4 separate regions of the Homo sapiens genome follow, and regions 1, 3 and 4 are each linked to region 2. Evidence: chromatin loops called from intact Hi-C (ENCODE). Cell type or tissue: dorsolateral prefrontal cortex. All regions are shown on one strand.

Region 1 (2,500 bases), 380 kb after region 2:
CAGGGTGTCTATTTACCTTTATATTTTCCTCTTAGCACCCAGCACAGAGTCCTTCATAGAAGAGCCCTTCAGTTTAGGTTTGTTGAATTGAACTGAAGCTAACTGATTGATAAAAGTGCTAACTCTGGATACAGGCAGCAAAAGCAATGCCTCCTTCTCGTGGACTTTGAGAATCTGCTTTCACATGAAAAGCAGAAACACCACTGGGGATCAGAGAAGAAGAGGTTCACTAGAGCTTTGTGGAGTAGAAAAATGCTATATGGTCAATGTTGTTCTATGAATATTAGGAAATTCCATTCTGAGATGAAGTGTTTCTAACTTCTGGGGTGGGATGAAGGGATCTAAAATCGCCAAAAAGAGACTAAGCACTTCCTTTGCATCCTTATTTAGCACTTGCACAATATAAAGATACACGTGTAATTATTGTCATTATTAACTTCCCTTCGCTTCTAGCCAGACTGTTCAAAGCCTCTTGAGTACGGCTCTTCTGCTTTGACAACTTCAACCTCATCTTTTCTTGACTCTGCTTTTCCTCCTCTCTCTCCACAGTTTAATCAGTATAGCATGACTTAAAATCATCAAGCTTTCTCTCTACACTTTTAGACTATATCACTCTGTTTTTAATTGCTGTCAGTTTTCCATTCTTACATTTAAGATGCAACATTCTGGCCCTGCCTTCATTTCTAATTTCAGTTTTTCCTATATTCACATGTTTCATTTACCCAGCCCCTTTCCTTCATTCTCCTAGTCCTCTAGCTGAGCTTTTTCTCTGTTGAAGCCTTCCTTTCTTTGCTAGGTAAATGCCCTTGGATCACTCCAATTCTCTGTAAAGCTCATGCCTGTGAAGCCATTCCGGGTGTTCCTTCAGTTAGGATTATTTGTTACTCTGCCAAGAAAAAAGACAAATGCACACTCCTCATGTGCCTAAAACCTTTAAATGCATTAAAAGTCGATATTTCTGTATTTCATTGTCTGACAAACAGAAAACCCCCTTCAGACAAGTAGTGCCTTTTGCCTTCTACACTTCCAGGGTACATCTGGAGATTCCGTGCAACACAGAACTGTAATTGCTCCGTGTGCTTGCATTTCCAAGGCAGTGCTCAGAATTCGCAGCTGCCCCCTAGAGACTCCAAGGTAAACTGCAGGAGCAATCAAAAGGCTGTGTCAGCTCCATAAATGCCCAATCCCTTAATCCTAAATCTACCCATTTCTAAGGTATCCATTTTAGATTTTAAGCAGGGAATGACTCTTTTTCGAACTCATCCGTGTTCTAGGAGTTGCAAACTCCAGTGTCTGCAGGGGCTAGGTAGATAATTAATGAAAGAGGTGGGACACTTGCAGGGGGCTGAGATGAACTGGACAGCATGTATTCCAACCAAAGGCGGCCCCGCAGAATGTGAACGCAGTGTTGCCCATCTTCTGATTTTTCAGGAAATCCAGAATCTGGAGTTCTATGGGAATCTGAATTTTTAAATTTTAGAAACCAATTTAATCTTTAAATATACCTTTTAGGCCGTATAGAACATGTCGATGGCCCAAAAGTAGTCTGTTGACTGCCAGTTTATGACCTTTCCTATACACCCTCACCAGGTCCCATGTTGTGTCACATTCGATGGTACAGGGTCAACTGGAGACAAGGAAGTGAAGTAATTTCCGTAACAGCTGTGAAAGAAAGCCAAAAGATGCCATGCTCACTTAGAACAGTAGGCTAGAGTAGGTAACTCACTAAATGCAGTTCTTATTAAACAATGAAGGTTAATGCTTCTTGATTTTTTGGAAAAATCAAGCATAAATATTGTAATGTTCATAGCCTGATGTGACAGATTATATAAATCCATACCCATTCTCTAAAATCTAGCAGCGAGAAAAAAATGGGAGATAAAATACTACTCATATTTCTCCTGTGGCCTCAAAGTGGGCCTGTAGCCTCAACACAGAATCTGTATACAATTTAGGCAGAGGACTTGTGGACATAATTTGGAAAGTTCTTACATAAGTTGCTAGTGAAATTTCTTATGACAGCTGCTGAACATACTCTGAAGAAATTTAACTAGCAACTTATTTAAAATGATAAATCTATCAAAAGCCCCTTTGAGACTGGCCTTAAGAGTCTGACAGCCACTGCACCCTGTCTTACCACCTTAAGCGTATATGGCACTATCTGAAATGATCATATGTATTGATTTGTTTATATGTTTGTTGTCTGGCCCCACTCACCAAGACACAGGCTCCTTGAGGAAGGGAACTTGTTGGTCTTGTTCAATACTGTTTCCCCAGCACCTAGAATAGTGCCCAGCCCTTAGTAGGGGCTCGGGAAAATATTCGCCAAATGCATAAACCCAATCGGCCTCGTGTCAGGGAATGTCTTGAGCAACTACATGAAGATATCAGGTAATTAAGAATCTTCTGGAGTGAGTAGGGCAGGCTTTAACTTTTTCTTACTGGGCTACTGGCTCTGTCCTCCACTTTATGAAAGGATAAAGATTCAGTTTTATTATAA
Region 2 (2,500 bases):
ATGCCCTGCAATAAGCCCCAAGATCTGGGGCTAAAGACAGCCCGGCATCTTCAAGAGCCTATTACCTTTGAAGATTCAGATGTGTTGCATATGTTCTCCTTCCTCCTTATGGATGATACACCTTGTGATATGCCCTTCCAGTGTTCCACCCTGAATTAGAGGGAAGAGCTTGCCCACTTCATCACAGCACCAGGACCACTTTCTGTAGCTCTTGGGGCTCAGGTGAGCCCTCAACTTCTGTCTGAGGGAGTTTTCCTATCCTCTGATCGCTGATAGTGCTCCGTGAGCCCCTCAGCTGGCCCTTTCTTTACACATTGGTGTCTAGAATCATGACTTCTTATTCAGTTTTTCCTGTGTGTATGTTGCTCCTCTCCCACTACACTAGTGGGAGAAGCCACTTGGAGAACCTCTTCATAGCCGGAGCCACTAGCAGGCCGCATATCAAAGAATTGCATATTTGCAATGTTGACACCAAGGAGAAGGACACTGATCTCTAGCCTTTAAGAATTGGCTGAAGCCATCAGACTCCACCCTCAGCTAAGATCAGCTCTGTGCCAAGAAACCCCTTGTACACTAAACACACATACACCATACGCAACATTTTGTGGGTGATGCCTGGTTGTCTTGCATGGCAGACACGGGCTAGAGGGCTGTGTGAACTGATGAGAAAGAAAGGGAAGGAGTCAGGGAAAGTCCCAGAGGACTCATCCCCTTGCTACTCATAGGCACTTGACTATTAATGAACTGAGTCTGTCACAGTCACAACACAAAGGGGTCCTGCCAGGGAAGGGAACGCAGAACCACAATAGACGGCTTCTTTGTCCTGGAAGTAGAGATGAGGCAGGATTCTCCTTATCACCACAATCTTAGCAGTGCGTTTTGCTTATATTTTGTTTTTTGAATAAGGAAAAGAAGGTTCAGCGAGGTTGAGCAAATTGCTCAAGGTCACATAGTTAGCGTATAGATACGTATTGAATTTACACTGTCCCTCTCCAATGTCCAGGCTGTCAACTCTGGTATTATATTGACTGTTTGGACTTAGGCTCACTGAAGGCACTGGAGGAAGCCAAAGTATGTTTTATTTCTTTGAATGAATGCCTCTTTGAAAACACAGCCTGCTTTGGGAATATGAAAGAGAAAAAACAGGTCAGAGTTCTTTTGCTACTTAAAATGAAGATGAGGGAAACGGTTCAGAACAGAGAAAAACTTATAAGTCTTATTTTGTGTAAGCATCATATTAAACATATTCCATTCCAACTATAAACAGATTTTCACATTTCCACCTTCCCCCTCCCATTACCCTGCATCAGCCCCCACCATCCCCAACAGATTGTTCCCTTCCTTCCTGTTTATATTATAAGAAAGCAAAATTGGCTTCCCCTTCATTCTCCACCTCCCACCCTGCACCATCTGGGGGTGCATAGCTCTTACCCCGTTTTTTGTTGTTTTTTTTTAATACTCCCTCGACTTCGTGTCCAGCGGCCCATTCGATTTTGAAGCTCCGCAGAGAGTGCCTCCAGCGGCCGCCAGGGGTCGCAGTCGAGCAGCTGGCGCCGCCTCTGTGCAGGGGAGCAGGGGCCGCTGGCCGGGAATCGCAAGCCGGTCTCCTGTACATATTAGCGCGCAGCATTAATCAGGCCGCAGCCTCTGCAGTGCTTTCCGAGGGGAGTCAGAGACTAGGGCTGGGAATGAGACCGGGCCTTTTCGGGCCACTAGAGCCGGGCCACCTCAACTCTCCCGCCCTAGGCTCAGAGCACACAGTGCTCAACGAAGTGCAGCGAGGCCAGCTGCTCGCCTGGCCCAGGGTCGAGCCTTGCCTCCCAGGATTCCTAAACATACGGGACCTGTGAGTCTGTGGACAGCAGTGCCTGCCAGGCCTGAATTCATCAGGAGTGGCGGGAGGTGGCGTAGAGGGGCAGCTCTTGATGTAGATCGGGAGGACACCTCCTCTCCCTCCCCTGCCCTCTTACTGACCCCAGCCCCTCGACAACACAGGCCCCTAGAAGCCAAGTGGCAGCTCTGTCCCTGCACACGCGTGGGCACTCCCCAGACCCCTGCCAGTTCTCAGGTCACCCTCAGACAGATTTGGCCAAACCTCCCATGGTCTTCTCATGTGCCTGGAAAGCCAGGCCTCTGCCAGAAGCTTATCAGATGGGAGGCAGAGCAGGGGAGGGCCAGCACGTGCTTCCTCTAGCATGAATTTTTCAACATTACATTTTCATCTCTCTGCCCTATTTCTCTCAATTCTCATCTCTGAAAAGAGCAGCGCAATTCCCTCCCACTGCCCTTTTTAGAGACGGATCTGCTTCTTCAGATTTGATGCAATTACTGGGCAACTAAGATGGAGGCACTAGGGGAAGAAAGGGGGAGCGGGAACAGAGGGGAGGGGAAAGGGCTTGTCAGCCCTGAGACCCGCAGGTGCGCCCGGGAGAAGCTGTGGCTCCGAGACGCTTGCCACTCCTGGGCAACACTGTTGAGCCCTTTTACTCAAACCATTGAG
Region 3 (2,500 bases), 700 kb after region 2:
TTGAGGAGTGCACAAACTTCTTAGGGAAACAGGGCATATAAACAAAGTCAGGATAAACTAAGAAGCATGAGCACATGCTGGTGAAGACCAGAAAGGAAGGCAATTCCACAGCCTGGGGCAGCCATGGAGAGTTTCACCAAGGGGACAAGGTAGACGTGCATGAGGTCCCTTCTCTGCCAACCTCTGCTGAAAGTACTAGGAAGTGAAAAGACCAAAAATAAGGTGGAGAACATCAAGAAAACAACTAAAGGTTCATAAACACACCTTGCTGGGTTCACAATCCCCCAAAATGTTCACAGCACAATGGATTCTGTGTAATGGCCGCAGGCACCATTAACAGCCGCAGGTGAACCTCAAAAACCCACCTTCTCTGAGCTATGCCTGCTCTTTCATCCCGACTACATTCTGTTCTAGCTTTGGCCTCCTTCTGGAAGATATCAATTCAACCACTAATCTACTCTCCCTGGAGACTTCCTCTTGTGGTTGCAAAGAGTAGATGCACTTTAATAAATGCGAACAATTCATTAGACCAGTAACTCTTTTGATCTATATTTATTTACAATGAGAGACAATACTGGCATCCAATCATGTGCACAGGAGCAGCGACTGAAAATGTAGTTTACTGAAAGGAAGAAATTTCTAGAATTCCTAAGGATGGGGTAGAATGGCACTGAGGAAAAAGAGGAGCTTCATTTTTCCAGCTCAGCTACTTTTGACTCCAACAAAATACACAAGATGAGTGGTTTTGTCGGCCCCAGTCTTCAATATTAAAGACACAAGACTATCGTTTGGAACAACAGTTTTCCCATCTTTAGAATGGTGAGTTCAACCCTGGCTTTTTTCTCTTCCCTAGCTTCTACATGCTGATTTGGGATTATGATTTCTTCCCATACAATTTGTCCTTTCACCTGTCTCCTTTTATAGTCCATCAATATTATTTATAGCCCATAAATATTAACAATTTTTTTACTTTAACCTGTTAGTAGTATATATGTCACCTTTGTTTTCAGATTCTTAAACAAGAATATAGAAAAAAAAAATCCTGCCCCCAGGGTTTATTGTATTCATGGAGGAACTGGAAGAATGTTTTACAAGGTAATATTGTGGCCAAGGGATGCATCAGCTCAGTCCTGTTTCTCCCAAACACCCCTCATTCCACCAGCCAATTTCAGTCCATTTGCCCACCTCCCAGGTGCCCCCTGCCTCTCCCCACACAAGACTGGGTGAATGTACATGAAGGTCAGGGAAGACAGTCAAGATTCCAAAGCTATCTTTCTGGAGGTAAACCAAGAACACAAAATCAAGGTTCCTGCTGTTCATCCCTTCTCCAGAGGAAGTCGCTCTTCTCAATCAGCCTTAAAGAAAAGCACTTGGTGTGCAAAGTATTGAATTGAGGATTTTTTCTCTTTCCCCTCCTTTCCTGTCATTTCACCTTCTTATTGATTCTCTCTGCCTGCGTCCATCCCTGGCAAAAATTGCATATATACATTAGCAAAGCATGGATCTTCAGACAGACAGGCTTCCTAGGGATGGAACCAACGGGAGAGGAAAAATTAGACAATCCAGTGGTACTCCCGGCTCCTCTCCTCACATGTAACACCTAACTCTAAACTGCCACATCACTCTGTGTTCACAGATCCGCCATGCTCTGCCACACCTGAAACAGACATAGAAGATAACCATGTTGTTCTGCTTCTCTTGAAATCACCCACCTAATGTCCTTAACTGTGTCCTGGGAAGTCTTTATTTCCCATTATTATTACTTTTCTTAATTGCACATCATGGAGGTTCCTCGATTGAAATTAAATTTGCTCTTCCTCCCACCAGCCGCCACCTTTCTTTCCCATGTCACCCACATTGTAAGGGGGCTGGCAGAAGGAGAAAAGACAAAATAGAACCCAGTCAGCTCTGTGCTGTGAGGGGGAAAAAGGGGGCGAGAACAAAGGCCCTGAGATGGCTCAGAGCACCACTGAGTCACAGCCTCACAGAGACTGCCTGCGAGGATGGGGAACACCTGCTTCCTCATCAGGGTCTCCAAAATGGCTTTGCATGGTGAAAAGGCACAGACCACCTGTGGCGATTCCTCCTTGAATCTTAACAAGCCTCTTCCAGTTGGATTACCTCTCCTTTCCCTTTATAGCTTCCCCACCCACTTTTTCCTCTCTTCCTCAACTCCCTCCCCTTTCAACCTCGCCTAGTCTTAGGGACAACTAATGATAGCCTGGAACCTGGCTTCATCCATTGGCATTCAAGATAAATGAGGTAGCTGAGATCCTGTCAAACAGCATCCTTGTCAAACCCATCACCAACAAACGAACATTCCAAAGGACCTACTGGGTGTAGAGTACTGGTGTTGTGGCACTGGGGATGCAAAAGGGGCCCTGTGCCCCATCAATGCCCTCCTCTCCTTGTCCATCTGTATGTATGAAAGCATTGCACATGGAGCTGCCTTTCTCACCCATACCTCTTTTCTATTTTGAAGTCAAATTAAGAGTTCATC
Region 4 (2,500 bases), 260 kb after region 2:
CAGACATTGCATGCTCACTCAATAAATATTCGGATGAATGAGTGAATGCAAATGAGTAGAAGCAGTGGCAGACCTGCTCTTCCCCTAGAATTTTCTCATAGGTCCTGCGCCATAATCATCTCCACAGTCCCCACATAACCTTTGTGATCGTTGTTAACTTAGATCAGAACAGCTTTATCAAAATCTGCCAGTAGGTTTATCCTAAGAAAAAAGCTACACAGACAAAATAATGAAGATATCCTTTTTTCCTCCACTGCCACCACAACCAACAGAATAAATATAAAGCAGATAGATATACAAGCATCTACTTATATAAGTGATATTATTATTAAATGAGTTTTATAGAAAATAAATTATAAATTATATATTATGTAACTAATGTTATGTAACTATCATCCTCTCTATAAAGCTGTCAGGAAATATTCTTCTCATTATGTACAGGCTGCAAATTAATTAAGTCAATTCTTTTACCATTGTGATATAGCAATGAAAGCAAAGAAAAAGTCTGGCATTAGCGGTTGGTTACAGAATAAATACGCCAGTAGCTCATGCAGCCTTTTCTTAACCAGAATCATTGAAACGGATCCCATTCCTTAAAGGGGCATGCTCTCCCAGGCTTCATGAGGGGAGCCTGTGCAAACTTTTCCTTCATCTCACTTTGTGATCTGACAGCAGAGTTATAAAGAGAGTGTTCCAATATACCTGCCATGGTCCAGTTGAGGCAACTGACCAAAGCAAGAATTTGAGCAGGGAAAAGTTAAGGAATTGTTAACTGCATAATGGTTTTGTGAAAGGGTGAAAGAGAACCCTGAGTTGTAATGTGAGTAGCAACTACAGAGAATGACTTCCACTCTGGGATAGAGGGAACGTGAACAAGGAAGGGACTTTCTGCTGAGAGGGGAGCTCTGCAAGGCTGAGATTCAAGACTAAGACCATGGCAAGGGCATGGCTGCTGCACAAGAAAGAAACGGGCAGAAAGCCATCCTGGGATGGGGGAACTGCCCACGAGAGTTAGGGAGACGTCAGGAGCCAGATGCCCACAGAGGGGCTGGCTTGCTAACTGAACAAAACAAAACAAAAAACCTTTCATCCACCAGTCTCCCAGGCTCCCTCTGGCGCCCTCTATTGGCAGAGCCTAGCATAGAGAGGCTGGCAAAGGAGAGCTGTAGCTTACAGAGACCACCAGGATCACAAAGTAAGGCAAGAAGGACACGGGTGAATGTGGAAGCCCCAGATTAGTAACTGACACACCTCAAAGGACATATTGGGTAAATAATATTTCTGGGTTTCCTATATTCTTACTGTGAACCCTCTGTGCATTCCCTCTGGCTGTAGGTATTTGCACCAGCCTCTTTCCCTTCTCCTGGCCCTGATTCATTTTTGCTGGCATTAACTGAGACCACTTGTTTCTAGCCCTGGCTCCAGCTGAGCACCCCCCAAAGAGTTTTTACAAATTACTGAGTATTTAGCATCTGCAACTTCAAAATCTCCTTAGGTAACGCTAATATACAGCCAGAGTTGAAAACCTCTGGACTAGACGTTGACAAGAAATAAAGCTGCCTCAGAAATGACATTTTTAGGAGCACTGTGGCCTTCAAAGGCTCCATAACAGAAAAATTCTGGGTTAAGATAGATCTGTTCCACTGTGCAACTCCAAGCTGGCTAAGTAACATCACTGCACCTTGATTTCCTCCTTTGTAAAATGAGGAGTTGGGAGGGAAATACATTTTCCCCAGCGTTATTATAAACAGCAGATGTGACAATATATGTAAAATGTTTAGTGCAGTGCTGGCCATTATTAAGTATCCAATAGTTAATGTTTATGTTGACAGTGGTGGTGGTGATTCTCTCTTGCAAAGACCATTTCTTCATGACTTTCTCAGAATGGCTACCCAACGTGATACTCTGAACAAAGCAAAAACCCTCAAACACAAAGAGTTACAAAGGGACAAGATCTGCCAAGATTGGTGCCTAAGGGAGTATAAGGAACTAATTGTTGAGCATCAGAAAGGGGCAAGTCAATGATCAAGGTGTTGCTAGACAGAATGATACCACATTACATTTATCCTCAGCACTTTACAGTTTGCAGAATAGCTTCATGTTCATTGTCTAGTTTACTTTTTGCAGTAGATCTGTGAGGTGGTTTGAGTGATAAGAGCTTGGAAATGTGCATCACTGGTTTTGAACTGCTGATCTTTCACTTAATAGCTGTATGACTTTGAGCAAGTTGACAAATCTCTCCAAACCTCAATACTGTAATAACATTTGTAAAATGAGGTATTAAGAGGATCACATGAGATAATGAATGAAAGGGACTAGAATATGGTAGGTGCACATTAAATGATAGTTATTTTGGATGTAACTTGAAAGAAAAAAATTTCCTCTTCTCTGATAACTGAGAGGTTTCTTGGATAGGATAAATAATCACACTGTTGTGTGCAGTGGGATTAGAGAAAAATCTATACAAACATTAATTTCAAGAAAAGGCAAAAGAGAAAGA

What was found. Peaks named below come from ENCODE experiments on the same cell type or tissue, not always from the same donor. Only the 100,000 strongest peaks of a DNase experiment are listed, where the experiment ranks them.
Region 1: a loop joins it to region 2, with 8 times the contacts of the local background. A loop is called at or near these places in 69 of 110 quality-filtered maps.
Region 3: it touches region 2 in a loop (3-fold over the local background); 2 of 110 quality-filtered maps call a loop at or near these places.
Region 4: a loop joins it to region 2, with 8 times the contacts of the local background. A loop is called at or near these places in 62 of 110 quality-filtered maps.

What each region holds. Positions count from the first base shown.
Region 1 is chr12:13,660,368-13,662,867 of GRCh38, forward strand. All of the region lies in intron 5 of GRIN2B (glutamate ionotropic receptor NMDA type subunit 2B), which reads right to left. Among named protein-coding and RNA genes, the nearest start is that of LINC01559, 280 kb to the left of the region's middle. In dorsolateral prefrontal cortex, a CTCF peak has its summit at 1,124 (motif pointing left); a DNase peak (open chromatin) is centred at 1,114; H3K4me3 peaks cover 335 bases.
Region 2 is chr12:13,276,817-13,279,316 of GRCh38, forward strand. No RefSeq gene overlaps it. Among named protein-coding and RNA genes, the nearest start is that of EMP1, 81 kb to the left of the region's middle. In dorsolateral prefrontal cortex, CTCF peaks have their summits at 1,536 (motif pointing right) and 1,750; a DNase peak (open chromatin) is centred at 1,565; H3K4me3 peaks cover 948 bases; H3K27ac peaks cover 899 bases.
Region 3 is chr12:13,975,748-13,978,247 of GRCh38, forward strand. All of the region lies in intron 2 of GRIN2B (glutamate ionotropic receptor NMDA type subunit 2B), which reads right to left. Among named protein-coding and RNA genes, the nearest start is that of GRIN2B, 4.6 kb to the right of the region's middle. In dorsolateral prefrontal cortex, a CTCF peak has its summit at 1,329; no DNase peak of the experiment used is centred here; H3K4me3 peaks cover 2,500 bases.
Region 4 is chr12:13,533,846-13,536,345 of GRCh38, forward strand. No RefSeq gene overlaps it. Among named protein-coding and RNA genes, the nearest start is that of LINC01559, 160 kb to the left of the region's middle. RefSeq lists a silencer at 1-124. In dorsolateral prefrontal cortex, CTCF peaks have their summits at 1,124 (motif pointing left) and 1,332; a DNase peak (open chromatin) is centred at 1,096; H3K4me3 peaks cover 685 bases.